Regions from separate parts of the Homo sapiens genome. Here region 1 is linked to region 2. The links are chromatin loops, found by intact Hi-C in ENCODE. Cell type or tissue: chondrocyte. All regions are shown on one strand. Links, peaks and the distances in the headings refer to the core of each region. The heading gives the core; the rest is flanking DNA.

Region 1 (2,920 bases), core at 293-2,792, 310 kb before region 2:
ATGATCTCAGCTCACTGCAATCTCCGCCTCCCGGGTTCAAGTGATTCTCCTGCCTCACCCTCCCAAGTAGCTGGGATTACAGGCACCCATCACCATGCCTGGCTCATTTTTTTTGTATTTTTAGTAGAGATGGGGTTTCACCAGGTTGGCCAGGATGGTCTTGATCTCTTGACCTCGTGATCTGCCTGCCTCGGCCTCCCAAAGTAAAATTATTTTTTAAAGCAGCCTTAGAGTTTACAGAAAATTGAGCAAATAGTACAAACAGTTCCCCTCACATACCGATTTTCTCCCACTCAAAGTTTCCCTGTTATCAAAATCTTGCATTACTGTGGTACATTTGTTACAATTGATGAGCCAATACTGGTAAATTATTAACTAAATTTCATAGTTTAGTGTTCACTCTTTGTGTTGTATAGTTCTGTGGATTTTGACAACGGCATAATGTCATGTATCTACCATTGTAGTATCGTAAAGTACCCCATGTTTAACCTCTTCATCCCCCTCCCTCTTCTTCCTAGCTATCACTTGTCTTTTAAATGTCTCTATAATTTGGCCTTTTTCAGAGTATCATGTAATTTGAATTATACAGTATCATTGCCTTTTCAGACTGGATTCTTTCACTGAGAAATATGCATTTAAGTTTCCTTCATGTCATTCTGTGGCTTGATAACTTCTTTATATTAACATTAAAAAAGAAACAAAAAGACAAAATTAAAAAACCTAACAACAAACAATGACATATATACCCTGTTTGGAAGCAGATTGAAGAAACCATCACTGAAAAGACATTTTTAAAGATAATTGGGGAAACTGGAATATTTACTGGCTATTTAATATTATGAAATTGCTCTTTGCTAGATGTGGTAATTGAATTGAGGTTATGTTGAAAGTTCTCCTAGGCATTAGAAAGGAAAATAATATTGATACATTTACAATAAGGAAATATCTGGCTGCTCTTGGAGAGTTTCATGAGGCTCAGACACATCAAAGTTCAGGAAAATGTGAAGTGGGAGCAGTGCAAAGAAAGAAATATGAGTAAGGAGACTATTTCAGTGCCCATTAAAATACTCTTATTTGGATTCTGTGCTTTTCCTGGGTCTCTGTTTTTCAGCTGGGTTTGAGTGTGATGATGGTAATCTAACCACCACTGAGTTGCACACATGCCCAAACTCTGAATAAAAATAGAACTTTCTTAGTCTAAGCCTTCTTTCCGAAGCATGCTAGGACTGAGATCACTCCCTTCCAGGTTCTGAAATTTATTTTTTCCAGTTTGAAAAAAAAAAAAAGCTTGGATTTGTGAGGGAAGTGAAGATTTATTTATTCTTGCCCTGTCTCTATGGGTGCAATGAAGAGCCTTTCGAAACGCCAATAAGACTTCGGTACACTGAGAGACACTACTTGAAAATACTCAATTTCGATTGCCATCAGCCTGAAAGAAAGCACTGGGATTTTCTTAAAGTTTAGGAGAAAATAAATACTCGGAAGAGACGCGGGGTGGCGCTGCAGCCTTAGAAGTAGCAGAAACAAAGCACCCAGCCGACGCTCCCTTACCCAGATACTCAGCTAAAGAAGCAGCAAGCAGGAAGAGGAGGCTTTCTAAGGCGGTCGCTCCGGGAAATCCGGGCCCTAGGATTGTCCACTCATCCCAGTATCAGCGAGATACGGGGAGATAGAGTTAGCGACAACGTGAGCCAGAGCTGGAGCACGTTTGGTGAGAGACCAGAAAGCAATGGAGGCCGGAGAGGGGAAGGAGCGCGTTCCGAAACAAAGGCAAGTCCTGATATTCTTTGTTTTGCTGGGCATAGCTCAGGCTAGTTGCCAGCCTAGGCACTATTCAGTGGCCGAGGAAACGGAGAGTGGCTCCTTTGTGGCCAATTTGTTAAAAGACCTGGGGCTGGAGATAGGAGAACTTGCTGTGAGGGGGGCCAGGGTCGTTTCCAAAGGAAAAAAAATGCATTTGCAGTTCGATAGGCAGACCGGGGATTTGTTGTTAAATGAGAAATTGGACCGGGAGGAGCTGTGCGGCCCCACAGAGCCCTGTGTCCTACCTTTCCAGGTGTTACTAGAAAATCCCTTGCAGTTTTTTCAGGCGGAGCTACGGATTAGGGACGTAAATGATCATTCCCCAGTTTTCCTAGACAAAGAAATACTTTTGAAAATTCCAGAAAGTATCACTCCTGGAACTACTTTCTTAATAGAACGTGCCCAGGACTTGGATGTAGGAACCAACAGTCTCCAAAATTACACAATCAGTCCCAATTTCCACTTTCATCTTAATTTACAAGACAGTCTCGATGGCATAATATTACCACAGCTGGTGCTGAACAGAGCCCTGGATCGCGAGGAGCAGCCTGAGATCAGGTTAACCCTCACAGCGCTAGATGGCGGGAGTCCACCCAGGTCCGGCACGGCCCTGGTACGGATTGAAGTTGTGGACATCAATGACAACGTCCCAGAGTTTGCAAAGCTGCTCTATGAGGTGCAGATCCCGGAGGACAGCCCCGTTGGATCCCAGGTTGCCATCGTCTCTGCCAGGGATTTAGACATTGGAACTAATGGAGAAATATCTTATGCATTTTCCCAAGCATCTGAAGACATTCGCAAAACGTTTCGATTAAGTGCAAAATCGGGAGAACTGCTTTTAAGACAGAAACTGGATTTCGAATCCATCCAGACATACACAGTAAATATTCAGGCGACAGATGGTGGGGGCCTATCTGGAACTTGTGTGGTATTTGTCCAAGTGATGGATTTGAATGACAATCCTCCGGAACTAACTATGTCGACACTTATCAATCAGATCCCAGAAAACTTGCAGGACACCCTCATTGCTGTATTCAGCGTTTCAGATCCTGACTCCGGAGACAACGGAAGGATGGTGTGCTCCATCCAAGATGATCTTCCTTTTTTCTTGAAACCT
Region 2 (2,920 bases), core at 163-2,662:
TTGCTTCTATTCTTCCATTTCTATGACAGGAAAACACCTCTTTGAGGTTATATTTTTCAGATCACAAGTGTGTAAAGTCTGTTTGTGTTTACAGATATTTTCTGACGAAGATTCAAACTTCAGTTATCCACTTCCAAACCCTAGTAAACCAATTTTTTCCCTTTAATGGTGAAAGTTGTCACATCTTTTATTCTCATATCTTCAAAGGTCTTAATTTCCTAATGCTTTAATGTTAAATTATGGAGAATAGTAGGACATTCTTCTTTTCTATAGTATATGCTTGCTCAAGAGAAGTTTCTAAGACTGGACACTGTGAAATGACAAAACAAGGAATTAAAAATATTTCTCTCACTTATATATTATTTCTGGCTCAATTCTCCAACTTTTGAGTCTAGAAATGAACTTGCATATCAGATATAATTTAAGAAAATATTCTCAGGAACTGCTGGGAAGATTCTAAAACTATTTTACTGTTTTTAGCTATAAGGAAGAGAATAATGTATTATTTAATGTTATTTTAAACATAGTGTTGTTTCAAATAGTAAATAACATTTCACAAGACATTTGAAAATAAGCTTTGAAGTTGACTCAAAATTCTATGCTAAACATGTGATCCATAGATACACTGATGACTGCTGGCATTTCTGTGGAAATGAAGAATTGTTTTATTTGTTTGTAATTATTTGGGTTTCAGTTGCTTTATTTTTAAGAAAAAAAAGCTGAAGTGTCTGGGAATCCTTTATGACATACAGACATTTTAATTATTTCAAACACGTTTTCCCCCTTAAGTGGGTAGCAAAAAAAATAAAGCATACTTCAGGCTCATATTTTTAACCATGCAACAAGAAAATTGTTACAATTTCTGTTCTGAGGAGTAGCCTTCATACTTAGTATTTATAAATATTGAAATGTATGTTAATTTGGGGAAAACATAACAGATATCCATGAAGGCTTGTATGTCATGGTAGGTAGTTACTATTCGATACCACAAAAATGTCTCTTGCCCTTAAAACCAGAACACGAGGCTCACCAGACAGATGACTGAATGGAGTATGGAAAATCTTTATTTCTGTTTTTCTTAGGCTATGTAGGACTTAACTTATTGTGCATTGGTAACAGATTGTAGAACATAAGCTGAAAGATAAAATTCTTGACCTTAATGTCTCATCTTAAAAAGAAGCATTGGTTGACATTCTATATCTCGTATTACTTAAAAATAATGGGGGAGCGCAGTATATATTAAACAAAGATTGGCTTTGTGGTGATCATTGTTGAAGGTGGGGTGATGGCTATGTGAAGGTTCACTATATATACTCCCTACTGTTGTATAAGTTTGAAATTGTGCATAATAGATTTATTTAAAACACAAAGCATAGAAATATCTACTATAATATTATGGTGAGAGCAAAATTTGAGGGGGATGTACACCTGCATTTTCGAAGAATATATACATTTCGGAGACCGAATTCAAAATGAAAAACCGGGCTGCTGTCCCGCACGGAGCCTCTGGGCGCCGCTGTCGGCCAGTGCAGAGCAAGCGCTGACGCCGGGGATCCGTCAGCCTCTGGCCTGGGATTCCCTGCGCAGCCAACAACAGAAAGAAGAAAACCAGCTCCCACACAGAGCCTCCCGGCTGCGCAGACCTTTCCCAGCACAGCGGATTGCCAGCTCCGAGACCCGGGACTCCTCCTGTCCTGGGCCGAATGCTCTTTTAGCGCGGTAGAGTGCACTTTCTCCAACTGGAAAAGCGGGGACCCAGCGAGAACCCGAGCGAACGATGGGAGGGAGCTGCGCGCAGAGGCGCCGGGCCGGCCCGCGGCAGGTGCTATTTCCTTTGCTGCTGCCTTTGTTCTACCCCACCCTGAGTGAGCCGATCCGCTACTCGATTCCGGAGGAGCTGGCCAAGGGCTCGGTGGTGGGGAACCTCGCTAAGGATCTAGGGCTCAGTGTCCTGGATGTGTCGGCTCGCAAGCTGCGAGTGAGCGCGGAGAAGCTGCACTTCAGCGTAGACGCGGAGAGCGGGGACTTACTTGTGAAGAACCGAATAGACCGTGAGCAAATATGCAAAGAGAGAAGAAGATGTGAGTTGCAATTGGAAGCTGTGGTGGAAAATCCTTTAAATATTTTTCATGTCATTGTGGTGATTGAGGATGTTAATGACCACGCCCCTCAATTTGATAAAAAGGAAATACATTTAGAAATTTTCGAATCTGCATCCGCTGGTACACGACTATCGCTTGACCCTGCCACGGATCCTGATATAAACATAAACTCAATTAAAGATTATAAGATAAACTCTAATCCTTATTTTTCATTAATGGTTAGAGTTAATTCCGATGGTGGCAAATACCCAGAGTTATCTCTGGAGAAACTCCTAGACCGGGAAGAACAGAGATCTCATAGCTTGATATTGACTGCCTTGGACGGAGGGGACCCACCAAGAAGTGCCACCGCTCACATAGAAATTTCTGTCAAGGATACCAATGATAACCCCCCGGTTTTCAGCAGAGACGAATATAGAATTAGTCTTAGTGAAAATCTGCCCCCTGGGTCCCCTGTGTTGCAAGTGACAGCCACTGACCAGGATGAGGGGGTCAATGCTGAGATAAACTACTACTTCCGAAGCACTGCCCAGAGCACAAAACATATGTTCTCATTGGATGAGAAAACAGGTATGATTAAGAATAACCAGTCATTTGATTTTGAAGATGTAGAAAGGTACACCATGGAAGTGGAAGCGAAGGACGGAGGTGGTCTCTCTACCCAGTGTAAAGTAATCATAGAAATCCTTGATGAAAACGACAACAGCCCAGAAATAATCATCACTTCTCTCTCTGATCAGATTTTGGAGAATTCACCTCCAGGAATGGTTGTTGCCCTCTTCAAAACACGGGATCTGGATTTCGGAGGAAATGGAGAA

What was found. Hi-C counts contacts between places; a loop is a spot of excess contacts. Peaks named below come from ENCODE experiments on the same cell type or tissue, not always from the same donor. Only the 100,000 strongest peaks of a DNase experiment are listed, where the experiment ranks them.
Region 1: it touches region 2 in a loop (5-fold over the local background); 3 of 110 quality-filtered maps call a loop at or near these places.

The regions. Positions count from the first base shown.
Region 1 is chr5:141,093,062-141,095,981 of GRCh38, forward strand. PCDHB2 (protocadherin beta 2) reads left to right here and starts at 1,554. Exons shown (of 1, transcript NM_018936.4): 1 at 1,554-2,920. The coding sequence starts at 1,730. It also overlaps PCDHB@. In chondrocyte, for the core only: CTCF peaks have their summits at 1,506 and 1,746; no DNase peak of the experiment used is centred there.
Region 2 is chr5:141,406,426-141,409,345 of GRCh38, forward strand. The region is part of intron 1 of PCDHGA1 (protocadherin gamma subfamily A, 1); the gene reads left to right. All of the region lies in intron 1 of PCDHGA2 (protocadherin gamma subfamily A, 2), which reads left to right. All of the region lies in intron 1 of PCDHGA3 (protocadherin gamma subfamily A, 3), which reads left to right. All of the region lies in intron 1 of PCDHGB1 (protocadherin gamma subfamily B, 1), which reads left to right. It also overlaps PCDHGA4, PCDHGB2, PCDHGA5, PCDHGB3, PCDHGA6 and PCDHGA7, and 6 more genes. RefSeq lists an enhancer at 2,005-2,054. In chondrocyte, for the core only: a CTCF peak has its summit at 1,503; no DNase peak of the experiment used is centred there.